Linked DNA regions of Homo sapiens: region 2 is linked to region 1. Evidence: read pairs that join two places in POLR2A ChIA-PET (ENCODE). Cell type or tissue: MCF 10A. All regions are shown on one strand. Each heading gives the region's core, and the rest is flanking DNA. Links, peaks and the distances in the headings are about the cores only.

Region 1 (14,978 bases), core at 5,085-9,084:
CGGGCCTTGCCTGGATTCAGCCCGCTCCTTGCTGGGGGAGCAGCATTCGCTCCGCGCGTGCCTCTGAGCTTACTACCCTACCCCTAGCTGCCTGCTGACTCCAGCCTTCTGGAGGGCTCCACACCAGAGTCTGCATGCACAGCTGCTGGGCCAGAGCCTTATGACCATCTAAGGGGTTGGTGCCCAGAGTGGCAGCTTTGAGGCAGGTCAGGCTCTAACCTCTTTCGGGGACATAACAAAAAGGCTGGGCTTTTCGTGAAGTCTGTGGGGAGCCAGGTTCACATTGGTGACTAGGGAGGGTCTCATGCCACCTGCCAAACACCAAGTGGACAGGACTCACTTAGTGCAGCACAAATAGCTCGTGGATCGATCCCAGTTCCTCAGGTTTCTCAGTCAGCTGGGGACACAGTCCATAAATGTCTGCAGATGGACAGTTCAAGTAAACCTCTTTCTCTCACGGGTCATAGCCTAGAATTAACACACCTGCTCTCTGTTTTCTTTTTCCCTGCCCAACAACTACAGGTGACTTTATATCCTGTGGGCACCTAAGGCCCAACCATTGATCATTCTGTTATTTATTTGTTCAAAAAGCACTTTTTAAAGCCCTGTTTGCCCACGGCAAATATACAGAGACATCAGGACAATGTGGACATCATCTGCACTGTCCCAGTCTGGTAGTCACTAGCCACATGTGGCTATTTAATATAATGGAAGTGGCTTCTGTATGTGAAGGGCACAGATAAAGAATATCTCCATGATTGTGGAAAGTTCAGTTGGACATCACCGCTCAGAGATTTTTCCTGTCACACTGATTTTGTCTTTTAGGCCAAGATATCAAGTCAGATGGCTTCAGCATCGAGACATGCAAAATTATGGTTGACATGCTAGATGTATCCTTTAATGTGCTCCAGGGAATAGAGACTGGGGGAGTTTAAAATCTCACTCCAGAAAGATTCAAACACATGGCCTTCTCCCTTTTCAAAATAGCCAGTTGTTCCCAACTTGCTGAGTTGCTGTCGGACAGTCAGCAGCGCTGACCTCCCTTACTAGGGAAATGCGAGAACCCTCTGATGAGGGAAAGCAAATGCTACACCCCCCCTCCCACCTACCCTGAAAGGCTTAGAATGCAGGCCCATGGCGGGCGGTGGCTCATGCCTGTAATCCCAGCACTTTGGAAGGCCAAGGTGGGCCTCCTGACTCACGAGGTCAGGAGTTCGAGACCAGCCTGACCAACATGGTGAAACCTTGTCTCTACTAAAAATACAAAAATTAGCTGGGTGTGGTGGCGGGCACCTGTAATCCCAGCTACTCAGGAGGCTGAGGCAGGAGAATCACTTGAACCTGGGAGGCGGAGGTTGCAGTGAGCTGAGATCGCGCCACTGCACTCCAGCCTGGGTGACAGAGCGTGACTCATCGCCAAAAAAAAAAAAAGAAAAAGAATGTAGGCCCACCAGTCCATTCCTGGGGCTGGTGCGGGAAATTCCTGACAATATGCCCATCACTTCTTTGCACAAAGCAGCTCGAATTTGTTTCCTCAGTGATGTGTTTCCATTACTTCCTCTAGGAAAATATTCCCTAACCACAGTATTTCTGATGTGAATCTGTTTTGTCTGATCAAGATCGTCGTCTTCTTTATTTATTTATTTATTTATTTTTTATTATTATACTTTAAGTTTTAGGGTACATGTGCACAATGTGCAGGTTAGTTACATATGTATACATGTGCCATGCTGGTGCTTTGCACCCACTAACTCGTCATCTAGCATTAGGTATATCTCCCAATGCCATCCCTCCCCCCTCCCCCCACCCCACAACAGTCCCCAGAGTGTGATGTTCCCCTTCCTGTGTCCATGTGTTCTCATTGTTCAATTCCCACCTATGAGTGAGAATATGCGGTGTTTGGTTTTTTGTTCTTGCGATAGTTTACTGAGAATGATGATTTCCAATTTCATCCATGTCCCTACAAAGGACATGAACTCATCATTTTTTATGGCTGCATAGTATTCCATGGTGTATATGAGCCACATTTTCTTAATCCAGTCTATCGTTGTTGGACATTTGGGTTGGTTCCAAGTCTTTGCTATTGTGAATAATGCCGCAATAAACATACGTGTGCATGTGTCTTTATAGCAGCATGATTTATAGTCCTTTGGGTATATACCCAGTAATGGGATGGCTGGGTCAAATGATATTTCTAGTTCTAGATCCCTGAGGAATCGCCACACTGACTTCCACAATGGTTGAACTAGTTTACAGTCCCACCAACAGTGTAAAAGTGTTCCTATTTCTCCACATCCTCTCCAGCACCTGTTGTTTCCTGACTTTTTAATGATTGCCATTCTAACTGGTGTGAGATGGTATCTCATTATGGTTTTGATTTGCATTTCTCTGATGGCCAGTGATGGTGAGCATTTTTTCATGTGTTTTTTGGCTGCATAAATGTCTTCTTTTGAGAAGTGTCTGTTCATGTCCTTTGCCCACTTTTTGATGGGGTTGTTTGTTTTTTTCTTGTAAATTTGTTGGAGTTCATTGTAGATTCTGGATATTAGCCCTTTGTCAGATAAGCAGGTTGCGAAAATTTTCTCCCATTTTGTAGGTTGCCTGTTCACTCTGATGGTAGTTTCTTTTGCTGTGCAGAAGCTCTTTAGTTTAATTAGATCCCATTTGTCAATTTTGGCTTTTGTTGCCATTGCTTTTGGTGTTTTAGACATGAAGTCCTTGCCCATGCCTATGTCCTGAATGGTAATGCCTAGGTTTTCTTCTAGGGTTTTGATGGTTTTAGGTCTAACGTTTAAGTCTTTAATCCATCTTGAATTGATTTTTGTATAAGGTGTAAGGAAGGGATCCAGTTTCAGCTTTCTACATATGGCTAGCCAGTTTTCCCAGCACCATTTATTAAATAGGGAATCCTTTCCCCATTGCTTGTTTTTCTCAGGTTTATCAAAGATCAGATAGTTGTAGATACGGCGTTATTTCTGAGGGCTCTGTTCTGTTCCATTGATCTATATCTGTTTTGGTACCAGTACCATGCTGTTTTGGTTACTGTAGCCTTGTAGTATAGTTTGAAGTCAGGTAGTGTGATGCCTCCAGCTTTGTTCTTTTGGCTCAGGATTGACTTGGCGATGCGGGCTCTTTTTTGGTTCCATATGAACTTTAAAGTAGTTTTTTCCAATTCTGTGAAGAAAGTCATTGGTAGCTTGATGGGGATGGCATTGAATCTGTAAATTACCTTGGGCAGTATGGCCATTTTCACAATATTGATTCTTCCTACCCATGAGCATGGAATGTTCTTCCATTTGTTTGTATCCTCTTTTATTTCCTTGAGCAGTGGTTTGTAGTTCTCCTTGAAGAGGTCCTTCACATCCCTTGTAAGTTGGATAAGATCGTCTTCTTGATTTAGATAAGGGCTACTTTCATGAGGATCCTACTTCCCTTTTGCTCTAGCTCCTTCCCAGGCCACCCACCTTTCCCCAAGGCAAACTAGTCATCCATTTCCCCCTTGTTTCCAATGCTTAGTGAGAAGTGGTGGTAAGGGGCAGCCTAAGCTTCTGTGAAGTTTTTTCTGTTTGTTTGTTTAGTTGGTTGGTTGGTTTTTTGAGACGGGGTCTCACTGTGTCACCCAGGCTGGAGGGCAGTGGCATGATCTCAGCTCACTCGAACCTCCGCCTCCCAGGTTCAGGTGATTCTCCCCCCTCCAGCCTCCCTAGTAGCTAGGACTACAGGTGCGCGCCACCATGCCCAGCTGATTTTTCTATTTTTAGTAGAGACAGGGTTTCACCGTGTTGGCCAGGCTGGTGTCGAATTCCTGACCACAGGTGATCTGCCCACCTTGGCCTCCCAAAGTGCTGGGATTAGAGGTGTGAGCCACCATGCCTGGCCACTTCTGTGAAGTTTTATCTAGTGGATTCATGGTGTACACCTGCTAGCTCCCTTCACCAAAGGCCTCTTAGATATACTCCACATACTTTAAAAAAAACAGCAAGGGCCTAGCCACTAGAAGCCATCCAAAGCCCTCTGCATGTCATCCAATACCTCATTTTTAGTAGTATCTGGGGCCTCCACAGCACCCCTAGATCAAAACAGCAACCAGATTCGGCAGGGAGCCAGCAGGTCTTTCTCGCCCTTCCTCCAATCCTTTAAATGGAGGTTTAGCCAGTGGGAAAAGCAGGAAAAGGATCCTTCTGCAAACCCTCCTTGTGTATATGCTATGATATTCAAAAGATCCAGTTGAGAAGACAAACTAGGTGACACTATGTGCAAATGGACCCACACTCAAGGGCTTTCCTTGACTGAAGGCAGTCGGACGGGAGTGGCAAGCTGGGGCTGAAGGAGTTCTACATTCTCTGGACGAAGATTCAAAAATACCAAGTAAGATCCCAGAGATGCGGGTGGATCTGTGTTGGGAAACATTCTGTTCATATGCTTTAAGATGCAGCAACTCCTGCACAGAGTGGAGAAACATTTCCAAGGGGATTGGGATTTTACCCATAATGAAGCTCAGAGTGAGTAAAGATGGGGCTGAGGAAATGCAAACAAAAAACCAACCAGGACTTCGCAGGTGAAATGGCCTATTCCCTTCCTCCTGATTATTGGGATCATCTAAAGGCCACCATCAAGGGTTTCCTGAAAAGGGTTTTTGACAGCTAAAGTACAAAAATTATATAAGACAAGAACATGGACCTATGGGCGTTGGCTGGCTGATTTGATGGGCATATTTACAAACCAGCTCACAGACAGAAGCAAAATACTATTAGTTATTTAAGGCAGAAACATAAGTGATTCTTCCACGGCCAAACTAGAGGCACAGAGCTGGAAAAACTTCATCCCCACTCAGCACATACTAGGGAGGTAACTTGCCAGCTTTGCTTTGGGTCATAGTTCTTACAGCTAACTTATGTGTTCCAGAAAATTTACCGAGAAATCGACGTTGACAGGTCTGGTACCATGAATTCCTATGAAATGCGGAAGGCATTAGAAGAAGCAGGTAACCCTTTATAACTGCATTTTCGTTCCTAGTTTAATCTGTCTGTAGAATATGTGAACACTCATCTTATACCATATAACACAAGATTTGGTAAAGCTATAAAATAAAGTAGGTGCTGGTTTAATACAGACACCTCCTTTTCATTCCCCTTTCAAAGACTAATTGGTAAAATTAAATGCAGTAGGATGCTCTGCCCTCTGTGCCTTCTTGAATCCAAGTTTCCTTTGGAGCCGCCTGGCACAGTAAGCAGGCAAAGCCAGGTCTCAACAGCCTCCTCCAGGTGCTTCCTTTCTGGTGCAGGGTTGGTTAGGCAGAAATCAAATGTCTCAGCTCAGCCCTTAGGGTAAGACCCTAGCAGAATTGGATATCAATAAAAGGACACAAGCGAGTGGTAGACCAGCAAAGCAGGAGACTGCTGGGCTTTGGGAACAAATGTGTCAGCATGAGGCTGTTCATTCTATTTGCTGGAATATAATGCTGCTGCAGAGACCCCACACAACATTGGTTTATACGAGGTATGTCTTTCTGTCGTATAGCAATCCCAGCTCCAGCAGTCCACGGCTAGGACGGTGCCTCCTACTATCCTACCATGTCACTATCTGATCACGCTTCCCCCAGCCTCCCCCCATCCATGATGCCCACCGGACCTTCAAGGGTCACCCTCATCCAAGGGACCTGGGACAGCCTGCCACCACAAACACATGCCACCAACAGGTTGACAGAAGAAGGGCCCCTTGCCTTTAAGGGCACACAGGCCATTTCCGGTCACACATCCCACCAGCCAGACTCTGATCACAAGGCCTCTGTTGACTGCAAGGAAGCTGGGACATGCAGTCTTGATGCTAGGTGGCCATAGGCTCAATAAAAATTATTTTACTCTGGAAGGAGAGAGAACTACTATGAGTTTACCAGGAAAGCTTCTGCTCACATATATCCAGGAAGAATCTGATCTTCAAGACGATTGAGAGCTAAACAAAAAATCAAACAGCAGCAGCATGGTTAACAACATGAAGCAACTGTGACCATGAGAACAGAAACAGGCAAGAAAACACTTATGTGTCAGCAAAGGACACAGGCAGGGTGAAGGTGGACAGTTCAAAAACAAAAGAAACAGCAGAAGGTACTGGCTTTGCAAAATCAAACCAGTCTCACAGAAGAGCAGCCAAGGGACAAAAGCAATTATACCTCATTTAAATCACCACATTAGTTTCATAGCCTGTGAGCGCAGCTAAATGGAACAATCTAATGCTTAGCAATGAGTTTGTTTGTTCATGTAACTTCAGGTTTCAAGATGCCCTGTCAACTCCACCAAGTCATCGTTGCTCGGTTTGCAGATGACCAGCTCATCATCGATTTTGATAATTTTGTTCGGTGTTTGGTTCGGCTGGAAACGCTATTCAGTAAGTGGATATTTGGGGAATGACTCATTTCAGTTCTCTTGGTATTAAAGTGGCCTGCCTTTCACCTCGGTGAAATCATCTAAACTAGAGACATGTCTTCCAGGAGTTGAGAATGAAATTCCCTCTTTACTAATTTGAGGGTGAGGAAGAAAGCATGTATGGTGGTCAGTGAAGTCAGTTGCTGAACTGAAAAGAGGATAATGTGATCTGTTTCAGCTCACTCACTTGTGACACCCTCTTTTTCTCCCTCCACAGAGATATTTAAGCAGCTGGATCCCGAGAATACTGGAACAATAGAGCTCGACCTTATCTCTGTGAGTCAGCAGGCCCCGCCTTGCTTCTAAGGGGATGGGGGAGGCATGGGGCGGAAAGGGCTGTTACTTGAGTGATCTGCTTTTTCAAGTTTTGCTTTAAAGAGCTCTTGGTCTGTCGGGGCCAGGCCTGTAACCGGTTGTAAGATCCCACAATGCACTTTTACTTGCAGTTGTTTTCCAACCACCTATTCTCAAGTCCAAAATGCACGCCTGGCTCCCTCTTCTCATGAGCTTTGACTTGAGTGTAGCTCAAGGTTAAACTAAGGAGTGGCTGCAGGATCATGCTTAGAAAAATGAACTCCTGATTAGCATGCAAGGGAGAACATGTTTATATAAAGAAATCCTTCAGCTGAAATTCAAGTTGGGTTTTGGGAAGATCCATCATTCTTAGAGTGGATCTACTTAAAATACTTTAAGCAAATTAGTTTTCTCTACTCCCTCCCCGTTTAAGATAAAACCAATACTAGTAAATACGTTTGCCATTTATTATTGTTATTGCACTCATGTGTCTGGAACCCTAGCAATACACATCTCTGAAATGATCATCAATCTGAATTAAGTGGGTATGCTAATTTCACAAAAAGCAAAGCGTAAAATGTTCTCGTGTCATCCCAATGACAGGAAGTTCTCTCACTGAAAGAAAGAAGCCAGGTGGGGTATACTTCCATTATCACCTGGCTCCAGTCAGCATTTCCTCTATACTCAGGGAAGGCCACAGAGGGCCGGGCGAAGTGGCTGACACTGGGTGAGAATGGCAGTTGTCAGTCCTGTCCGTGTAACAGAGGAGTGAAGTGGTGAGGAGGGCAGGTCTAAGGCACTGGCAGCTCTTTTCCATGGATTTTGAACTCTGGAGGAAGGCAGCAACTAAATAACTGTCTCATTCTGCTATTATGCATTGTATTAGCAAAGTGAAAATATAGTCTATCTGGTTACAAATAACACTAACTTGCTTAAAACTTTACATATCCTAGGAAATATCTCTACCCCTAGATTGCAATGTAGAGTCAACCCCATCTCTAAAAAAATAAAAAATTAGGCTGGCCGCAGTGGTTCATGCCTGTAATCCCATCACTTTGGGAGGCCAAGGCAGGTGGATCACCTGAGGTCAGGAGCTCAAGACCAGCCTGGCCAACATGGTGAAACCGCGTCTCTACTGAAAATACAAAAATTAGGGCTGGGCGCGGTGGCTCACATCTATAATCCTAGCACTTTGGGAGGCCAAGGCGGGCGAATCACCTGAGGTTGGGAGTTCGAGACCAGCCTGAGTAACATGGAGAAACCCCATCTCTACTAAAAATACAAAATTAGCCAGGCGTGGTGACACATGCCTGTTAATCCCAGCTACTCGGGAGGCTGAAGCGAAAGGATTGCTTGAACCCGGGAGGCGGAGGTTGCGGCGAGCTGAGATTGCACCATTGTACTCCATCCAGCCTGGGCAACAAGAGCAAAACTGCATCTAAAAAAAAAATTAGCTGGGCGTGGTGGCAGGTGCCTGTAAATACGTTACTCTGGAGGCTGAGGCAGGAGAATCACATGAACCTAGGAGGTAGAGGTTGCAGTGAACTGAGATGGTGCCACTGCACTCCAGCCTAGGCAACAAGAGCAAAACCCTGTCTCAGAAAAAAATAAATAAAAAATAAAAAAATGAGCCAGGCATGGTGGTGCGTGCCTGTAGACCCAGCTACCCAGGAGGCTAAGGTGGGAGGAACACCTGAGCCCAGAAGTCAAGGCCGCAGTGAGCCATGATCTCCCCACTACATTCCATCTTGGGTGACAGAGCAAGGCCCTGTCTCAAAAAATTTAAAATGAAATAAATAGTAGAGTCAACACAACTGTGACACGAAACATGCCACATGTTAAGTTCTGGAAATCCTAGCCTGTCATTCTTGCTGGATATCCTATTCTACCCCAGCCACCCACCCCCACTCCAGGGTCCACCTGGCCTGCCTGCTCAGTCCACTCCCTCCGCATCTCCTCCGAGAAGCATCTTCTTACCCACTGGCTTTTCCTGCCACTCCTAAGCCTTACCTTTTGCAGGTTCCTGGAGATCCTCGCTTCTCGTAGTCTTTGCAAGGATGAGCCATGTTCAGAAGCTCTCCGTTCAGTCTGCAGGGATTTCAACCTTGGCTGCAGATTCCATCACATGGGGAGCTTTGCCAAAGTGCTGGTGTCCTGTCTGTATCCCAGACCAGTTGAATCAATCTGATTTAAAGTTTCCGTATCACTACAACTTAGAACCAATGCTGAACACCATTGGTTGCAGGGATATCCACATCCCAAACTAACTTCTGATGTGATACTCTGAGGCAGAGATGTGAAAATGCTAATTTCTGTTGTGTGAATTTCACTTTTCATGTGTGCAATCAACCCTGTAATATGATTCATGGCCACTTAATGCAAATCACACAGACTACTGACCTGTTAAAAGCTAGACTCTAGAAATCAGGTAAGAAAAATATGAGTTAGTGCACTGATATTGTAGCCCTCAATCAGCTTTTCCAGTACAAGTTTTTTGGAACAATCTACAGGTACTTAAATAGCCTTTAATTTTAAAAGTGGTCACTGAGCTGACTTTTTTTTTTCCTTCCTCACAGTGGCTCTGTTTCTCAGTACTTTGAAGTTATAACTAATCTGCCTGAAGACTTCTCATGATGGAAAATCAGCCAAGGACTAAGCTTCCATAGAAATACACTTTGTATCTGGACCTCAAAATTATGGGAACATTTACTTAAACGGATGATCATAGCTGAAAATAATGATACTGTCAATTTGAGATAGCAGAAGTTTCACACATCAAAGTAAAAGATTTGCATATCATTATACTAAATGCAAATGAGTCGCTTAACCCTTGACAAGGTCAAAGAAAGCTTTAAATCTGTAAATAGTATACACTTTTTACTTTTACACACTTTCCTGTTCATAGCAATATTAAATCAGGAAAAAAAAATGCAGGGAGGTATTTAACAGCTGAGCAAAAACATTGAGTCGCTCTCAAAGGACACGAGGCCCTTGGCAGGGAATATTTAAAGCAACTTCAAGTTTAAAATGCAGCTGTTGATTCTACCAAACAACAGTCCAAGATTACCATTTCCCATGAGCCAACTGGGAAACATGGTATATCATGAAGTAATCTTGTCAAGGCATCTGGAGAGTCCAGGAGAGAAGACTCACCTCTGTCGCTTGGGTTAAACAAGAGACAGGTTTTGTAGAATATTGATTGGTAATAGTAAATCGTTCTCCTTACAATCAAGTTCTTGACCCTATTCGGCCTTATACATCTGGTCTTACAAAGACCAAAGGGATCCTGCGCTTGATCAACTGAACCAGTATGCCAAAACCAGGCATCCAATTTGTAAACCAATTATGATAAAGGACAAAATAAGCTGTTTGCCACCTCAAAACTTTATGAACTTCACCACCACTAGTGTCTGTCCATGGAGTTAGAGGGGACATCACTTAGAAGTTCTTATAGAAAGGACACAAGTTTGTTTCCTGGCTTTACCTTGGGAAAATGCTAGCAACATTATAGAAATTTTGCCTTGTTGCCTTATCTTCTTCCAAATGTACTGTTAAATAAAAATAAAGGGTTACCCCATGCAATCACACCATGCCATGTTTTCCTTCCTGGAGGGCAGCCCCACAGGACGGTTTATGAGCACACAATTATAGCTTGTTTCTACTTTAACAAGGTATGCTGCCTCTGTAAATTCATGTATTCAAAGGAAAAGACACCTTGCCTATAATTAAAATGTGGAACTATAAAATTTTTTAAAATCCAATTCAGAAACTTTGATAATCTGACCATAACATAAGGGAAGCTCTAATTTCTACTGCTTGCTGATCTGCTGTTAGGCAGCACAGAGACGTATGTGCCTCTCAGGAAGTTCCCTGCTCGACCTTGGCCAGCTCCTCCTGGGGTAGGTACAAGCAAGGGAGCTGAGAAAACATGCAGATGAAGTCACTGGTCTGGTGCTTGTGGTTCTTGATGAATCATTTCCTCAAGATGACTTGAGATGATAGGCAAATGCCATCCTAATATTTCCTGAACAAGGTGAGACAATGGATTTCCCAAACTCGGCTCAAATGAGTTGAAGTTCTCTTGCTTGCTGAGTGGATTTTGAGGGCAAAGGGGAGGCTGGTGGCCATGAGAGTGCAGGAGTCCCAACCTCCTCGCATCGGTGATTTCTCTGTCCAGCTGCACAGGTGGCAGGAAAGATGTGGGAGATGTTTGGACTGACTCAAGATTGGAGGTGGGCAAGGGAAGGGTAGCTGAAGGATCAGGGGACAAGGGAATGGACAGTGGGGACTGAAGTGGTTGCAACACAGGACCCCAGGGTCCAGGCTGGGAGGGGGTGGGAGTGAAAGGCAGGAGGGATCAGCTTTCGATTCTGAGGAAGAGAGTGGTCTCCAGAGACGAGGTACACAGTGGAGCAGGAAGGAGGCCCCTCCCATCCGCAGAGGCCATTCCAAACCTGGACTACTGTGCTGACGGCCCTGCATCTCCTGGTGCACTTTCATCTGTGGGACTGACCTAGTCTCTGAGATAACATTAAATAAATAAGGTATATGCTTATCAGAGCAAATTTAGAAAAGACTGAACAAGAAAAGGGAATAGAGATTACCAAGCATCCTGAGTTTTCCCATCTAGTGTAACGTTTGCTAATGCCTGTTTTACAGCGGGCAAAAATAGATAGATACGCAAATAGATGATAAGCAAAGTAAAGCTCAACTTTCTGAGCCTGTACGAACTCACCACCCCCCGCCCCCCCGCCGCCACCAACCCTCACTACTTCTTCCCTCCTGGGTCTCTGCTCTGAATTGCAGTCTCAGGCCCATCAGTCAGTCAGCCCTCTATCAATTAACTCCTCTCTCTCTCTCTCTTCCCCTCTCCTGTTTTTCTTTCCACAGCTCTTCCCTCACAGCATGTAAACATATATAAATACCTACCACATCCTAAAGTATACTCAATACTCTTACCTCCCCTGCTGCGGCCTCTCCTTCCTCCAGAGCCAAGCTTCTGCTTCCGGAGAAGCTGTCCACACTGGATCTCAATTCATTTTCCACCCACTACAGTCTGGCTAGTCACCTACCTCTCTTTGCTGCTGCTTTTTATGATCACCAGTTACCTCCTAATGCCAAATCCTATAAACATCTACCAGCCATTATCTCCCTGGACCTTTCTGCTGCCTTTAACACCATTTACGATTCTCCTGAGAACCCACATTCCTTTGGTTTCCTTCAGGTCTGCTTCTCTGGCTAACTCCGTCTCCATTCATGTGACAATCTCCACATCCCCAGTGGCTCCACTGCCGTTAGAAGGCGCACAGCTGGTTTGCATACTCTCCCCTTTAGCATGGTCTGTTCCCCACCTGCTTTCTTCCCTTTTATTCTGTAAAGACCTAAAAACTGTGCTACCATAAAAACATGACTATAGCATCAATACACAAGAATTGTTCAACATTAGACAAATGATTCAATGACATGATGGAATATTAGGAAGCCATTAAAATTCATGTTAATAGGCCAGGCATGGTGGCTCACACCTGTAATCCCAGCACTTTGGGAGGCTGAGGCAAGTGAATCACTTGAGGTCAGGAGTTCAAGGCCAGCCTGGCCAACATGGCAAAACCCCGTCTCTAATAAAAATACAAAAATTAGCCGGGTGTGGTGGCGCAGGCCTGTAATCCCAGCTACTCAGGAGGCTGAGATGAGAATCATTTGAACCCAGGAGGTGGAGGTTGCCATGAGCTGACATCGCGCCACTACACTCCAGCCTAGGTGACAGAATGAGACCCTGGCTCAAAAAAAAAATTTTTTTCATGTTAATATTTATGATACAATATCAAGTATAATATAGGAGAATGCAGAATTGCTTAAACAATAAGCTCTCAACTATATAAAGAGAAAAAAATCATAGATAAGACTACAAAGAAATAGGCCCAAGTGTGAATGGTACCTCCAGAGTGGTCTTTTTCCCTCCCTCTTTCATAATCTTTTTCTGTACTATTTCTATAAGGAGCTTTGATATAAGGATACTTACTTTAATAATAAAACAAACTAAAGAACAGAAAGACTAACAACAATGATGTTCTCAGTTTAGAATTAAGGAATATAAAACTGGGATCACAGTTCCCTAATTTTCACATCTTCTCTGTTCATACATCTGTGTAATTCTTTAGTTTGCCAAGTACCTTCATGCACAGAACTTAGGTTTTCCTCAACAACTCGGAAGCATGCCAAGGCAATGGCATTAAACTCCGCAGATGAGGGAACAAGGCTCAGGGAGGTCGGGTGTCCTTGGCAAGGTCACCTGATGGGTAAGTACGACAGCCCAGGACTAGAATCCATGTTGTTTCCTGTAGTTGTAACAAATTAAGACAAATTTAGTGGCCTAAAAAAATAGCCATTATCTCACAATTCTGTAGATGAGAAGTCCAACGCTGGTCTCATTGGACTAATGCATTCCTTCTGGAGACCTGGGGAGGATTCATTTCCAGCCAGGCCCACTCAGGTTAGCAGAGTTCAGTTCCATGTGGCCATCAGGACTGAAGTCCCCATCTCCTGGATGGGCCAGCCGGGGGTCTTTCTCAGCTTCCATGTTCCCTGACCCCCACATTCCATGATCCTCTTCATCTTTAAAGCCAATGACAGCAGGTCAAGTCTTCACACTCCAAGTCTTACTGCCCACCCACCTGCCCCGCCCACCCTCCTGCCTCAGCCCTCCTGCCTTCCTCTCCTGCCGTGAAGGGATCTTGTGATTACGGTGGCCCACCAGGACAATCTAGGCTAAACACCCTATTTTAAGGTCAACTGATTCGTAAACTTACTTAAATCTTAAAAGTCCTTCAAAGCAGTACAGTAAGTCGTCAAAACCTAGCATCACGGATAGGTTCTTGGTAACTGCAAATTAGAGCAAAATGATGTAAAACCAACCAACCAGAAACAGCAGGTCCTCGAATAACATCACTTCATGTTGTACCATTAGAACACTGATGAGAAAAAGAAATGGTTTTGTTACACACCTTTTCACTTTGAGTTTTGGCCAGGTGCAGTGGCTCACACCTGTAATCCCAACGCTTTGGGAGGCCTAGGTAGGAGGACCACTGGAGGCCAGGCATCAGAGACCAGCCCGGGCAGCATGACAAGACCCTGTCTCCCAAAAAAAAAAGAAAAGGAAGGAAAGAAAAGAAAAATAAAGTCACAGTTTCCAAGAACCTAATGATGATGTTAAGTAAGGACTTATTGTACCTACATTAGTGATACAAGGAATAACCAGGAGACAGGGATGGGGGTGCAGGGCATCTTTAGAATTCTGCCTACCACACGTCTTCGGATGTTTAGTTTATGTTGTCACTCCTTCTCCGTTACTCTCAAAAGTGTTATTCTCAAAATTATGTTCTTTCATCTACCTTCCTTGCTAGAATTTAGCTACTCATAAAAATGTGTAAGGAAGAGTGACCATGGTTTTTCATTTGTATCTTCTACTAAAGTAGTTCCACTAAGCAAATGGGTTTGGAAACAATTCACAAACCTATTAACATATTAATAAAATGATGTGGAGATTTTGCCTATATAAGTTTTCACCCCATAAATCAATGAGGACACTAAAACAGTCTATTAGAGGCTCTAGGTAAAATGTAAAGTAGGCTTCTATCACCATGATCTCTACAGTATTTTATTTTAAAAACCACTTACATTGAATCACTTAGCTGGTAAAAAACTCTTATTACGATACATATACTTATGTTAAGCAGTTTGTTCTTTTTCAGCTGGGTATGATATCCCAACGGCTTGTGACTATTAAACAAGGTCTATTTATGACATCAAAAACAAAAACCAGTAAACAGCTAGCATCAAAAAGTTTATTACAACTGTTTTTAAAGTCAGCTATGATCTTGACAAATATTACGGGTAAGTCTGTAGCAAGTTTCTAATTTCTGAGATACAAAAGACAATAAATACAGATTAAAATTCAGCCTACAAACAAGATTCTACATCTAATTACTGGTACCGTAGCTTAGTTTCAATATTTCAAACATATGTATAATTCTTAAGATGCTACAAAAACTCATATAATAAAGTTATTGTTCACTGACAACCAACTAACAGTTCTTCACTGACAATATACAAGTGTGCAGTGCCTTCGAGCCTTCAGGTGAGCCCCCCAAGGGCCTGCTGGTGCCGGGGACAATCAGAGACAGCGATGTGACGGCACTGGTCCTTTCTGGCAGGAGGACTGGTTTAGGAGCAGCTGCTGAAAACACTCAACAGGACAGAGAG
Region 2 (14,978 bases), core at 667-4,666, 52 kb before region 1:
GATTTGTTTCTGGAGATAGTCCTTGTTGAAGGTTTCAACCCACAGGGTTCTCCACCTTTAGTATGAAAATTCCCAAAGCTTCTAGGAAGTCCCAGCAATGGGGCCTGGCGCTGTTATCTAAGATTCTCATAGAATCTGCCCTCAATGTTCTTTTACTCATAATAAATGTGGGCCTATAATTACTAGAGCAGATTATTTGCTCTGATAAACCAAAAATCTATTTTCTGCCATCAGCCTCAGCTGGCTGGCTCCCCAGACAAGTTCATCAGTAGCAAAATCAGTCAACTAGAGTTGTACCTCCTGTCCTCACCCACCTAGCAGAGGTTCTGTTACTCATATACTCCTAATACCAGCTGATAACAGCTAATATGTATCTCTAAGGCACCGTGATTATTCCCATTTTATAGATGAGGATGCAGAGGTCTTCCTACAGCTAAAGTGGTGGCTGGTACCCCTGACCCCAGGGTATGTTTAATTCCTGAGCTAGACTCCCTAAGACGGGACCTGGAAAATTTTCTAGCCCTGAGGAATGTCAGAGCATCATGTGAATCATTAGGACAGACAGACTGTGAGGAAGAACATGAGCTGGGCGGGAAAGTTTGTCTGAGCTCAGGCTCTGCAGATTCCTGAGATGCCAGAGCACATTCTTACCTGCAGAAAACACTCCTTTCATTTCTTTTCTTCTCGCCCCACAAAAGACAGAAGATAGAGGTCCTTGAGCACCCAAGGCGGATCCTCCAGGAAAATCTATTCATTAGAGAAAATGGAATTGATGGAAACTTTGACCAACCCCGGGGGCTTTAGAGAATCCAGAAACAGCCGGCGCAGTGGCTCACATCTGTAATCCCAGCACTTTGGGAGGCCGAGGCAGGCAGATCACCTGAGGTCAGGAGTTAGAGACCAGCCTGGCCAACATGGTCAAACCCTGTCTCTACTAAAAATACAAAAAAATTAGCTGGACGTGGTGGTGGGTGCCTGTAATCCCAGCTACTCAGAAGGCTGAGGCAGGAGAATTGCTTGAACCCAGGAGGCAGAGGTTGCAGTGAGTAGAGATGGCACCACTGCACTTCAGCCGGGGTGACAGAGAGAGACCCCATCTCAAAAAAAAAGAGAGAGAATCCAGAAACAAACACAGCAACTGCCTAACATCTGCTTCAGAGTTTAACAACACCTTAAGTGCCAAAGTGTAAGCAACAAATACATGATTTAAGTCCTGTGTAAATACCACTGGGCCAATTGGAGAGGAGATAGCAAAGGTTAACATTCCTGGGAGAAATTTCCCTCCCAGGGGAATTATAAACCAGGTGAAATGTAAACCTTTTAAAAATTTCTTAGTAGCTAGTCTGTAATTTCTCAGGGGTGTGTGCGTGTGTGTGTGTGTGTGTGTGTGTGTGCGCGCGCGCGCGTATAATGCAGTATTGGTCATTTTGTTCTTTCAGCCTTTTATTTTGGAGGACTCTAGTTAGATCACAATCTGTGAAATGTGGTATACTGTACTCTCACCCTGATTCTGGCACCTGGCCAGCGGGTGCTGATGGGGCCTTGACCTTCACCAAATCCCAACAGCCTCACAAGCACCAGGAACAGAGGCCATGGCAGTGACACTCTGTGACATGGCCAGAGATATGAGCCTAGACTCAGCTCTGTTGGTAGTCCGAAGACTGGGCAAGTAATTACCTGGAACTTCCATCTGGAACCTCCGTCTCTTCCAAAAACGGAGAAGGAAGGAGGGTAAATGGAGTGACCTCAGACACCCCCTATGAGTTTGTATTCAGCTATTCTAAAGCCATTCCCGGGTTTCTAACCAGCTACTCCTCATTCCTTGTGCTAGAGGGTTAGAGCACTACAAGATCATCCTTATTTTCTCTCTTTCTCTCTTTTTTTTTTTTTTTTTTTGACAGGGTCTCACTCTGTTCCCCAGGGCTGGAGTGCACTGGCAGGATCTTGGCTCACTGCAGCCTTGGCCTCCTGGGCTCGAGTGATCCTCCCACCTCAGCCTTCTGAGTACCTGGGACTACAGGCACACGCCACCACACCTGGCTAATTTTTGTATTTTTTTGTATAGACCGGGTCTTGCCATGTTGCGCAGGCTGGTCTTGAACTTCTGAGCTCAAGTGATCCACCCACCTCGGCCTCCCAAAGTGCTGGGATTACAGGCGTGAGCCACTGCGCCCAGCCAAGATCATTCTTTTATTACACACAGAAGGAGTAATAACAGTACCCATCACCTGCATAACAGTATGCAATTCATAGAGCATTTTTTCACTACAGTATTTCATGTACTCATCCCAAATCTAAAGTAAATATTCTCACCTCACTGTACAGATAAAAAAAAACTGAGCCACAGAGACGGGAGAGTAAGTGTAAAGCCACACAGCTAGTAATTGCCAAAGGATTGAACCCTGGTCTGATTTTGAATCCTACACTCTTCCTAACCCATGCTCCCTCCAATTTGCCATAGTGCTGTGCTGAGGAACCATTCTCAGCAAAATTCATCTTCTCTACCTGCGCTTTCTACCCTGAGCCTTACTCAGTTCCCCCAGGGAACTTGGGCAGGTGACATTCTTAGACTTGTGCACTTTGCAACGCCCTGCCCTGTTTACTGTGCTGCCCAGCAATGTTTAATCCACAAACACCCACGCTCCTTCCCAGAAGGCTCAGCTTCCAAGCTTCACCAAAGTCATTTAAACCATGTTTACAGAGCTGCTCTCACCAAGAGCCATCTCCATTGCAGAATATAGTTGTGTAAGAATTGATTCAGCAGAGAAAAATCTGCCCTTCTGGAGGAAGGGCTGGAGACCCAGCTGGAGCCTCCACTGGCTGACCCTGCAGCTAAATATGGCTCTGAAATCGTGGGGTAATAACCACATTCTTACAGGTGCTTGCCACTTGAAATGGCTCCCAAGGACCCAGGAAACTCCAAGGCTGAGCTGCTCCTACCTCTGATGCTTTACTTTGCACTGGGTCACCACTGAGCTTTCCCCACAGCCTCACAGCTCACGGATGAAGGCAGCTACCCCAGCCAGGAAGGCATAGGTCACCTTGCAGGCCTCTGATTTCCTGGGGTAGAGCCCAAGGCTGCCAAGGCTGTTGAAACAGCACACCCCCATTTCATTGTAACCCAGCAAATGTTCCCTGGGCCCCTCAGAGGTGGGTCAACCTGCCTCCTTCTCAAGATGTCACATGGACCCCCAGAGCACCCACTGGGAGGTGTTTAGCTACAGGGTGCCCCACCCCACAGCCTAGCTCAGCAGAGAGTGGGGAAGGGACAAGACCAATGGGAAAGGCAAGCCAGATGGGGAATTTTCCAGTCCTGTTCCTTCTACCACTCATTAGCCACTTATTTGGACCCAACCCCTCTGAGCCTCAGTTTCTTCTTCTGTGAAATGGGAATAATGATAAGGATCCCTTCCCAGGGCTGTGGAGAAAAGTGAGATTTATACAGGCAAACACACTTGGCACACTATAGAATCCCAGACAAATTCAAGGGACCAGGATTATCATTACTGATTCCAGTTATGTGAAAAGTCCTTTTGCCAAATTGCCGAAGAAAAAGAGGATGGTGGAGGAAGAGAAAAGGAGGAGAAGAAAATAAGTTGGGTTGGAAACCAGATCCTTGTCCTTGAAAATTTCATAATCTAAGGGTGGAAATGCCAAAACGAGGAGAGACAAACTTGTGGCCTGTGTTTGGGTAACACACAGATTGAAACTCAGAAGGAGAAACATATGGGGAGAAAATGAACACAAAGGGGTCAGATGTGCATTCCTCAATTTTAAAAATTGAATATTTAAGTGTTTTAAATAATTTTTATTTCTTTTCCTTTCTTTCTTTTTCTTTCTTTCTTTTTTTTTTTTTTTTTTTTTTTTGAGACAGGGTCTTGCTCTGTTGCCCAGACTAAAGTGCAGTAACAAAACCATAGCTCACTGCAGCCTCGACCTCCTGGGCTCAAGCAATCCTCCCACCTCAGCCTTCCAAGTAGCCAGGACTACAGGCACGCACCACCTCACCTGGCTAATTTTTGTGTGTGTCTGTGTGGAGATGGGGTCTCACTGTGTTGCCCAGGCTGGTCTCAAGTTCCTGGGCTCAAGCAATCCTTCTGCCTTATCCTCCCAAGTGCTGGGATTACAGGTGCGAGTCACCACACCTGGCAAATAATTTTTAAATTATAAATTTAAAAATGCATTTTTATAATAGGTACCTTTAAAAATGTTAATAGACTTTTTTTTAAGAACAGTGTTAGGTTTATAGAAAAGCTGAGATGATAATACAGGAAGTTCCAGATACCTCATACCCAGTTTCCCCTATTATTAACATGTTACATCAGTGTGGTACACGTGTTATAATGAATCAGCATTGATGCAGTATTATTAAAGTCCATGCTTTATGCAGATTCTCTTAGTTTTCCCCTAAGGTTCTTTCTCTATTCCGGGATCCCATCCAGGACCCCACGTTTCATTTAGTTGCCAAGTCTCCTTCGGCTCCTCTGGGCTGTGACAGTCTCTCAAGTCTTTCCTTAATTTTGATGACCTTGACAGTTTTGGGGAATATTGATCAGAGATTTTGTAAGATGCCTGTCTATTGGAATTTGTGGTGCCTTTTTAATAAGTATGCAGTGGCTCACACCTGTAATCCCAGCACTTTGGGAGGCTGGGGCAAGAGGATCGCTTGAACCCGAGTTTGGGACCAGCTTGGGCAACATAGCAAAACTCTGTCTCTACAAAAAAATTACCTGGGCTTGGTGGCACATGCCTGTCGTCCCAGCTACTCGGGAGGCTGAAGCAGGAGGATCACTTGAGCCCAGGAGGTAGAAGCTGCTGTGAGCCGTGCACTCCAGCCTGGTTCTGGAGCCACTGCACTCCAGCCTGGGCAACAGAGGGAAAACTTATCTCAAAAAGTAAATAAATAAGTACCCATGTAGTTAAAATGTTTAAAGACTAGCAAATAGATGTTGGCTGGTTTGATGGAGAAAGTAAATCCATTCTTTTTCTTAAAAATGATCTCTTCACCACCAGTCCCAGCACCCCCCTTACCAGCCTCCCAGGGCACTGTCCATGGCTACATTGTCCATGGGCCATCATGTCCCCTCGGCTTCTCTTCTGGTTGTAAATGCTCTTGCACTTTTCTCCCTTGTGGCTGCCGTCCACACTCCCAGCTGCCTTCCCTCTGCACTTAAGATCTAAGATCTTAGAGACGAGATGAGACATCTCTTGCCTTCGTGCATCTAAGACAGCTCATCAACAGGTCCAGGTGAACTGCTAACACTGCTGTGTTGCTTGGAGGCCCCTGTCCCACCCTGGCTGCCTCAGCTTTGGCCATGGTACCCACGGTCTCCAGCTACATCAGATGCCTGAAGAACAAATCTCTCCTTAGCTCTCCCTGCCCCCTCTCCAGGAATAGGAGCAGTGGGACCCCCTTCAAGAATCCCCCATTTCCCATATACTTTCCTGCAAAGCCACAGGGCGTGCAAAGTGGGATTCCAGGGCTCCAGCCTGCTCCCCATGGGCCTCTGGATCCAGGGGTGACTCTTTGCCTGTTTGGGTGCCTCTTTAGATTTTCCACCAGCTTCCTGTGGCCAGGAGCCAGACCACGCCCCTATACGGCCATAGTTGTCTTATCTTGTCTCTGAGATTAGAAGGTTGGAACAGATTTTCCTGATGCCCCACTACTTCTGACATTCTGTGACTTTAGAATGTTACCTTCCTCGACAGCCCCCTGCACCCTCACACATCTGGCTTTAGCTGGACTGGTGTTTGTGAGGAATTATATCTCCACCTTGTTCAGCACCAGTCCCCAAGAAGACCAGCCAAGGGACACTCATCTGGGGATTTGAGAAATGAAGGACCGTGGGTTCCATGAGGTCTGTTGGGGTCCTGGCTAGCAACACTGTCTGGATGATTGAGCCCCAGGAGGAGGTGGCCTGGCCAGCAGGTGTGCAGTGAGGCCACTTCTAGACCACCCCTGTCCCATAGAGCTTCTAGTGATGATGGAAACCGTGTATATCTGCACTGCTCCAAACAGCAGCACTAGCCCTGTGTGGCTGTGGAGCACTTGAAATATGACTCATGCAACTGAGAAACTGAATTTGTAATTTTATTTAATTTAAATGTAAATAGCCACATGTTCCTTGTGGCTGCTGCACTGCACAGCAGCAGACTGTTGCGCTCTGGAATCCAGCCTCTCAGCCTTTACTCTCCAAAGCGGGATAGTATTCACATCAGAGCCAAACAATGCACAGACGTCAATAAACAGGCAGGGCATGGTGGCCCATGCCTGTAATCCCAACACTTTGGGAGGCTGAGGTGGGAGGGTCCCTTCAGCCCAGGAGTTCAAGACCAGCCAAGCAACATAATGAGAACCCATTTCCACAAAAAAAAATTTTTTTAATTAGCTGGGCATGGTGGTGTGCACCTGTAGTTCCAGCTACTTGGGAGGCTGAGGTGGGAGGATCACTTTGAGCCCAGGAGGTCAAGGCTGCAGTGAGTCGTGATTGCACCATGACATTCTAGCCTGGGTGATGGAGTGAGACCTTGTCTCAAAACAAACAGCTAAACCTACATCAATAAACATCTGTAAATATCAGGGTAGCGAATGAGGACTTGGTGTCTGGCAGTTAGGGACTGGCCTCTTATTCTGCCACATACTGGCTCTGTCATTTTGAGTGGATCACTATCCTCTTCACACCTCAGTTTCCTCATCCGTGAAATGAAGATAATAATAGTGCCTACTATCAAGACCATCCTGGCTAACACGGTGAAAACCCATCTCTACAAAACTACAATATGAAATACAAACAATTAGCCGGGCGTGGTGGCATGCACTTGTAGTCCCAGCTACTCAGGAGGCTGAGGCAGGAGAATCGCTTGAACCTGAGAGGTGGAGGTTGCAGTGAGCCATGATCGCACCACTGCACTCCATCCTGGGCAATAGAGCGAGACTTCATCTCAAAAAAAAAAAAATTGTGTCTACCTCAGAGGACTGTAAAGATGAAATGAAATAATAGACATATAAAGCTCAGAGCTCCAGAGGCTGGTACATAGTAAAGGTTTAATCCATGCAGATTGCACGTTCTCTTTGGGGACAGTACAGCTGGAGGGGAGTACTGTCAAATGAGGTCGCGTCGCTGAGGTGGAGACACATTGTGGCACATCTTGAATACCCGACTGGGTCCCAGCTTTAGCACTTGACATTGGCGGCCACCTAAGTTTTGGAGAGGGGTATGACAGAGGAGGTGGTGTCCCAGGGGGAAGGTCCGGAAACTCAGAGGAGTTTCCTGCTGTAATTTTCTTTGGTCACACAATGGTCATGGCCTCCTGATGTTTCCCACAAAGGGCCAGAGGCCCTTCAGTGCCAAGGAACGTGGACTCTCTCCTATCCCAGCACATACACGTGCTTCCAGTACCTTGTGATCTCTAGCCATAAGTTTCCACTCACCCATCTGCGAAATGGGAACAATGACGATGTTTGCGTCCTTTCTTTTTCTTTTCCTACAATGCAGGGAACTTTAAGACTATGTGACAGAAAGGTGCCACTGGAACCCAGGGCCTCGTGGGTTTCCTCCGTCTCTCGGGAGACCAGGATCCGAGTGAGAAAGTTTCCCACGTTCATTCTTGTTGGGCCCATTCTCAGGATGATGTTTCTCCTGTATTTTGCTACCCCAGCCCAAGCAAGACTAGTAGTTCAGCTTTGTGAATCCCCTCAGGAAGTCAGGAAAATAGATACTGTCTTTGGGCTTCCTCCAGGAGCTAAGAAAGGAGAGTTCCTGAAGAGCAGGAATTTAAGACAGGAATTGGCAGCCGAGGGCAAGGTTCCACCTCCTCCTCCCTTCTTCTGTGGGGTCTGTGATGAGAGCAGGGATGGGGAGGAAGAGGGTGGGTTTGCCTGCGCCTGGGGGGAGGGCAGCCATCAGGAAGGAGCAGCCACCTCTGCTGGGGTACTGGAGATAAAAACTCTGATATTGACTAGTGACCGTGGGGGCGATGGCCCAGGAGGGTCAGGGCTGCAGGGAACAGGGACACAAAAACGACAAAACATGCAACAGGTTATGTCCTTCTGGTCCAGGGCACGGCTGAGACAGGCAAGGGACTAGAGAGAGGAAGAGTGAATGTCAAGCCCCAGCACCCTCGCCTCCCTCCCATCCTCCCTTTTAGGGCCTCCCTTCTGGCAGATAGGGCAGGGAGAAGGGAAAGGAAAGGCCTGGGACACGTGGTTTGGATCACTGGCTGTGGCTCACAGTTCTGATGTGTGTGCAGTTTAGGGAAGGAGGCTGAAGACTTCTTGTTAATAAGGGTGGGGCATGAGTAAAATGGAGGATCTGCCCCCTCCCCTCCCAGCCCCTGATACAAATGAAGGATGATTGTACATGCATGGGGAATTCCACTTTGGGGGTATCCTTTTCTGGGCTGCTGCCAGACTCTGAAATGAGTAACAAAGGGATGGCCCAGGGTGACTCATCAGCTACCCTCTCGCAGGCCTAGCACGCTGGCGGGGTGTGCATTTCCTCTAGAGAAGCCCCTCCCTGCCAGTTTCAGAGGGATGGCCCTGAATTGGCTTTTCAGAGGTTCCTTCTCCTCCCTTCCAAAGCGAAGACCCACAGCTGCCTGAAAATGTGGCTCTCCGCCTTCTTGGGCTGCCTAGGACCTTGAGAGATGTGTCTCTCTGGGACAGGGTGTCAGGTCTGCTGGAGATTGTTAAAATGCTGTTGTCTCAGGAAGGGTGAAATTTAGCCAGGAGCAGTCTTCAGTAGCTTGGTCTGTTTATCGTGTATCTAGCTGTCAGCATGCAAAACAAAAGAACAAAAGGTCTAAAGAAATATAACGCAAAACAGGTACGATTTGAGATCCATCAGGGTTTCTCAACCTTGGCACAACTGACTGGATAATTGTTCATTGTAGGGGGCTGTCCTGTGAATTATAGGATGTTTAGCTGCATCCTTGGCCTCTACCCACACACCCCCGTGTGCCACTCAAAAATGTCTGCAGACCTTGCCAAATGTCCCCTGGGGGCTTGGCGGAGTTGGGGGGTGCATGGAATGCCCCCAGTTGAGAACCACTGGCAGAGCAGGAGTGAAGGGGGAGGTACTGTGGGGGTCACTGGGCACACAGAATGCCATTTGGGGAGCCTGGTGCAAGGGAGTGGCCGGATGGGAGGTAGGAATAGCAGTGGTAATCAGTAGGTGAGTTGCTGAAGACAAACTAAATATTCTTTCCAGCATTGCTTCAATCTAATCCAGCCGCAAGTATGAGTAAATACTGTAGGAAAGGAGAAAACATTGCATGTACGGGGTCAGGGCAGCATTGCTGGGATATTTGAGCCTGTGGGAGGGGAGCTTCAAGCTTCCCACTAGCATTGGGAGGAACACAGCAAAGGAGGAGAAGGGCCCTCCCTGCTTCTTGGAGAATGGTTCCACTGGCAGGCCATTCCGTCTGCTCAGCTTCCTAGCTCAGGTGCCTTTCCAAACCACACATCAGCAGGGAGACAGTGGGAACATCTCAGGTCCAGGGTACCTTGGGAACTGCAGAGCAGCTGGGTGGCCTGACACTGGCATTTCTCAGTGTTGGCTCCATTCTCTTGCTGGCACCCCCAGGTGGGAGACTCTGTTAGCAGGTGTATCTTACTATCCCTGGCTCCCTGGTATGCGTTACAGTTCAGACTCCCAAGCACAAGCTCCCTGTTTTGTCACACCTGTATCTAGTGTGTAACAATCCACCCCAAAACAAATGGCTTGAAACACAAGGCATTTTGTTCTCTCTCATGGTTCTGAAGGATGACGGGGCTGAGCTGGGCAACTCTCTCCCGCTCTCTCAAGTGGTTGCAATCAGATGGGGATGGGGACAGAGTCATCTGTAGGCCCCCTCAACCACATGTCTGGTGCCCGGGCTGAAGGGTGGATCAGCAGGGGTCCAGGGATCTCTGTCTCTTTTGTGGTCTCCCCATCACAGGGACTTGAAGGTAGCTGAACATCTTACAGCAGCTCATGTCCCAAGAGAAAGACCTGGGAGCTGTCTCATCTTTACGACCTAGGCTTGGAAGTCACATAGCATCACTTCTGCCATATCCTATTCATTGAGATCAATGAAGGCTCACCCAGGATCAAAGAGAAGGGACATGGAGCCCACTTCTAGATGGAGAGTGGCAGGGTTCTGGAAGAACATGTGAAACCAGAAACATTGTTGCCACCATTTTTGGAAGACACCACGATTCCTCCCCTTTGAATAATGGCCTTCTTGTCCTTTACCAGTAATAACCCAAGCTGCTTGGACATTAGCTCTTCATGGTTTGCGGGGTGGGGAGGATGTGTTTTCTGGGACTTCCCAAGGTACACAGTAGTGAAGGACTTCACAAGCTGGGCTGATGTGCCAGCTTCAGGACTCCACTCACCCCCAAGCGTTCTGAGATGCCCATGGGGCTCAGGAGCCCTGACTTGCACAAGCCAGCAACTGCCTTTCTGCTTCCATTCAGCCAGCTTTACTGGGCATCTGTTATAGGAAGAGCAGTGGGCTGAGACTTCAGCAAAAAAGACAAAAGCAAAACACAATCCCTTCTCTATACAAGGTTCTTCCCTTTCTGTGTCCAACCAGTCCCTCCATTCTCGGTCCTTAACTCATCACCAAGCCGCCATTTTCTTCTATTCCCCCATTACTCCAAGGCGGGCCTCAGTTCTCACCTGGAGTCTGGCTCAGGATGCCTACAGGTGGCCCCAGAATTGTAATGGCTTGACATGCAATTTTTCAGCTTTACAATGGCATGAAAGCAATACACATTTAGTAGAAACTGTACTTGAAGTACCCATACAACCATTCTGTTTTTCACTTTCAGTACAGTATTCAATAAATTACATTGAGTTGTTCAGCATTTTATTTTAAAACAGGCTTTGCCTCCTTAGATAATTTTGCCCAACTGTAGGCTACTGTAAGTGTTCTGAGCACAATTAAGGTAGGCTAGGCTAAGCTATGGTGTTAGGCAGTGTCAACAAAATAGTCAAATTCTGTGAAATATTTAAAGAGTTTATTCTGAGCCAAATATGAGTGACCAAAGCCTGTGACAAAGCCCAAGGAGGTCCTGAGAACCTGTGCCCAAGGTGGTTGGTTTACAGCTTGGTTTTATACATTTTAGGAGGACATAAGTTACAGGCAGACATCAATCCAGAAAGGCGGGACAACTTGAAGTGGATGGGGAAGGCACAGGGGCTGGAGGGGGCTCCGAGTCACAGGTGGATTCAGAGATTTTTCTGATTGGCAGTTAATTGAAAGCATTAAGTTACTATCTAAAGACCTGGAATCAAGGCCGGGTGCGGTGGCTCACACCTGTAATTCCAGCACTTTGGGAGGCCAAGGCGGGTGGATCACCTGAGGTCAGGAGTTCGAGCCTGGCCTGGCCAACATGGTGAAACCTCGCCTCTACTAAAAATGCAAAAATTAACTGGGCATGGCGGTGTATGCCTGTAGTCCCAGCTACTCAGAGGCTGAGGCAGGAGAATCGCTTGAACCCAGAAAGTGAAGGTTGCAGTGAGCCAGGATTGCACCACTGCACTCCAGCCTAGGAGACAAGAGCAAGACTCGCTCCCAAAAAACCAAAAAAAAAAAAAAAAAAAAAAAAACGAAAACCTGAAATCAGTTGAAAAGTGTGCCTGGGTTGAGATAAGAAGTTGTTAGAGACCAAGGTTTTTATTATGTAGATGAAGTCTCACAGAGGGCCACTCTCAAAGGCAATAGATGGCAAATGTTTTCTATTCAGACCTTTAAAAGGTGCTACTAGATGCTCAGCTAATCTCTTCAGGATCAGAAAAAGACCTGAAGGGAAGGTGATTCTCTACATCAAGCTTGTCCAACCCTCGTGCTGCCCAGGATGGCTTTGAATGTGGCCCAACACAAATTTGTGAACTTTCTCAAAATATTATGAGATTTTTTTTTTTTTTAGCTCATCATCTATCATTAGTGTCAGTGTATTTTATGTGTGGCCCAAGACAATTCTTCTTCTTCCAGTGTGGCCCAGGGAAGCCAAAAGATTGGACACCCCTGCTATAGAATGTAGATTTTCCCACAAGAGACAGCTTTCAGAGACATTTCAAAATCTGTCAGAAAAATATATTTTGGGCTAAAATACTTTGATTTCTTTCAGGGCCTGCTATCTGTCATGTGATGCTCTACTAGAGTGTGGTTGGAATTTGGTATCTTATTGCTAGGAAGAGTCTGTTTTGTGAGTCTTAAGATCTCTGTTTTCAGTTAAGGCTGGTCAGCTGTGCCTGAATTCCTAAAGGAGGAGGATAAAATGAGGCATGACGGACCTCCCTTCCCATCGTGGCCTGAACTTGTTTTTCAGGTTTACCTTGGAATCCCCTTGACTAAGGGGGCACCCATTCAGTTAGTTAAGGGGCTTAGACTTTGATTTTTAGTTTACAGTAGGCTGAGGTGTATTAAATGCATTTTCGACTTGCAATATTTTCAACTTCTGATGGATTTGTTCAGATGTAACCCCGTTGTAAGTTAAGGAGCATGTATACTTGTATCTAATCCACTTTGGGCATTGCTGCCAGAAAACCTGTCCTCAGGGAGCTATGGAAGTAGTGGAGGCAAATTATTAAATGGATGGATTAATTCCAAGTTCAGATCATGTTGGGAGTCAGCTGGGAGTCAGTGTGAGGATCTGGGAGGGGAACAGTAAGGGGTTAAGAGAGATACCCCAAAGGATGATTAAGGAGGGAGAGTTGGAAGGAAGGTTTCCCACAAAGAGGAAGCAGGGAGTGATTCATTCTGAAAAAGGCAAATATTTTATTATGCTTGGAGGGTCTGGTGCAGAAGGGGAAAGGAAGAGAAGGAAGTTTGGCTTAAATTCCCTTAGGAGCCAGTTCAGATTCCTAAGCTGGCCCGGACATCCAACCCAATCCGCCTAGCCCCAGCCCTCTCCAGTTCCCAATGCCCAGCCCCACAATGCCCGTCCTGCTGCCTGCCTGTTCTGGACTCTGCACTTGACCTTCCCTCTCCCTGAAAGTGCCCCTGCTCTTCCTCACCCAGCTCCCCGCTCTAAGCCTTCCTCGCCCACCCCAGCCCTCCTACAGTCCCAGTCTGCCCTGTTCAGACTCAAAGCCTCATGCTCACCACCATCATCCACAACCAGTTTCCACGTCTGTCTCCTGCCGGCTGTGAGCTCACTGCCTCAGAACCAGCGCCAGTCTCCTCTAGACTGAGTACAGGCCTGGCACGGAGCCAGGAATGCACCAACAAGGAGCCTGAGACTAGATTGGAGGGGAAAGAGACATGTCCTCCAGAGTTGACTTACGCGAGGACAGAGGTGTGCAGAGGCACGGCAAGCTGGGCCCCAGGCGAGAAGCATGGAGTGAGGGATGTGGAGGCAGCGGAAGGCATCTGGGAGTCTGGGCTGCCCCGTAGCAGCTCTGTGTTCTGCCTGCTCTTCCTCCAAGATGAGCTCCCTTGGCCAGTGTGTGAAACGTGTGTGTGAGTGTGTCACCGGTAAGCTGAGTTCTTTCCCTACTTGGTATCAGTTGCAAAGAAAGAACACTCAGTTGGAAAAAAAGGCAAGAGGGTTTTATTCCTGACCAGGAGAAAGAGAAGGAGGGGGCTCTTGCTCTAAAGACACCTTCACCCCGAGCCATGGAAACTGGGGAGTTGTAAGGAGATAGGTGTGGGGCAGGGAGGTGTGTAAGCAGGTGTGGGGTCACGGTGTGGGGGTGGAGACCTCTAGACGCTCAGGCCCAGGTCATAAACATGCCTCTCCATACAATGCAAGATGTGTTACCAGAAAGGGGTCCTGATCTAGAACTAAGAAAGGGTTCTTGGATCCCGCTCAAGAAAGAATTCAGGGTGAGTCCATACAGTAAAGTGAAAGCAAATTTATTATGAAAATAAAGGAATAAAAGAAAATCTACTTCATAGAGCAGCCCTGAGGGCTGATGATTGCCCATTTTTATGGTTATTTCTTGATTATATGCTAAACTTCTTGATTATATGCTAAACAAGGGGTGGATTATTCATGCCTCCTCTTTTTAGATCACGTAGGGTAACTTCCTGATGTTGCCATGGCATCTGTAAACTGTCATGGCTCTGGTGGGAGTGTAGCAGTGAGGACGAGCAGAGGTCACTCTTGTCACCATCTTGGTTTTGGTAGGTTTTGGCCGGCTTCTTTACTGCAACTGTTTTATCAGCAAGGTCTTTATGACCTGTATCTTGTGCCGACTTCCTATCTCATCCTGTGACTTAGAATGCCTTAACTGTCTGGGAATGCAGCCCAGTAGGTCTCAGCCTCATTTTACTCAGCTCTTATTCAAGATGGAGTTGCTCTAGTTCACACGCCTCTGACACATGTTCAGAAATAATGGTGATTTTCTTCTACAGGTGGGGACGTTAGCATTATAATGACATGGTAAAGTTCTGAAGGTAACAAGGGGTTGCCTGTTCCAGTTTCTGCCAGTTTTGGGGGTCTTATCTCCCTCTGGTATCTGGGCAGAGGTCAAGAAGCTCTGGCACCATCAGGGGCCAGCTTGTTTCTTTAAGCAGCTGTGCCTACAAATAAAGGGACTAAAGAAAACAATAAGAAAACCCAGTTATTTCCTGGGGGTTGCTCTGGTATCCAGCGTGTTTTACTTCACCAAGCGCAATTCTTCCCAGTGCAGGCACTGGGTGTAACTGTGACAGCCAGCACCAACCTGCCCACACACCTCCTGTCCTGCAGGACTGTCAGCAGCCTCTGCACTATAGTGTGACAGAGCCACAGGTAGCTCAGGTGTGCCTCAGCCCAGCCTCTCCTGCACTCCCCCTCCCCTGGCTCCCCAACTCTGCCTCACTTCTGTTTGTGAAGGAAAGACAGCAGTAGCGGAAGGGAAAGAAGGAGAAAATGCAGAGCAAATATTATGCTTTCCTCTTGGAAAACCTCCAGGAGCTGCAAATATTAGTAATCCAGCTGCATCCCACCCCCCAGGATGGGCTGGGCCTGTCACACAGCCAACCTTCAGGATGCAGACACC

What was found. ChIA-PET counts read pairs that join two places held together with the same protein. Peaks named below come from ENCODE experiments on the same cell type or tissue, not always from the same donor. Only the 100,000 strongest peaks of a DNase experiment are listed, where the experiment ranks them.
Region 2: POLR2A ChIA-PET joins it to region 1 with 8 read pairs; 7 of 35 experiments call an interaction of 5 or more read pairs at or near these places.

Annotation. Positions count from the first base shown.
Region 1 is chr1:223,765,542-223,780,519 of GRCh38, forward strand. CAPN2 (calpain 2) reads left to right here. Exons shown (of 21, transcript NM_001748.5): 16 at 826-890; 17 at 4,300-4,368; 18 at 4,906-4,984; 19 at 6,268-6,384; 20 at 6,640-6,698; 21 at 9,293-10,477. The coding sequence ends at 9,316. It overlaps LOC105373041 (a long non-coding RNA gene), which reads right to left and starts at 9,293. Exons shown (of 2, transcript XR_949167.3): 1 at 8,727-9,293; 2 at 7,170-7,545. It overlaps TP53BP2 (tumor protein p53 binding protein 2), which reads right to left. Exons shown (of 18, transcript NM_001031685.3): 18 at 14,352-14,978. RefSeq lists an enhancer at 6,704-7,359. In MCF 10A, for the core only: no CTCF peak of the experiment used is centred there; DNase peaks (open chromatin) are centred at 6,420 and 6,710.
Region 2 is chr1:223,718,439-223,733,416 of GRCh38, forward strand. All of the region lies in intron 2 of CAPN2 (calpain 2), which reads left to right. Among named protein-coding and RNA genes, the nearest start is that of CAPN2, 13 kb to the left of the region's middle. RefSeq lists enhancers at 1-155, 321-1,168, 9,053-9,713, 13,091-13,686. In MCF 10A, for the core only: no CTCF peak of the experiment used is centred there; a DNase peak (open chromatin) is centred at 2,713.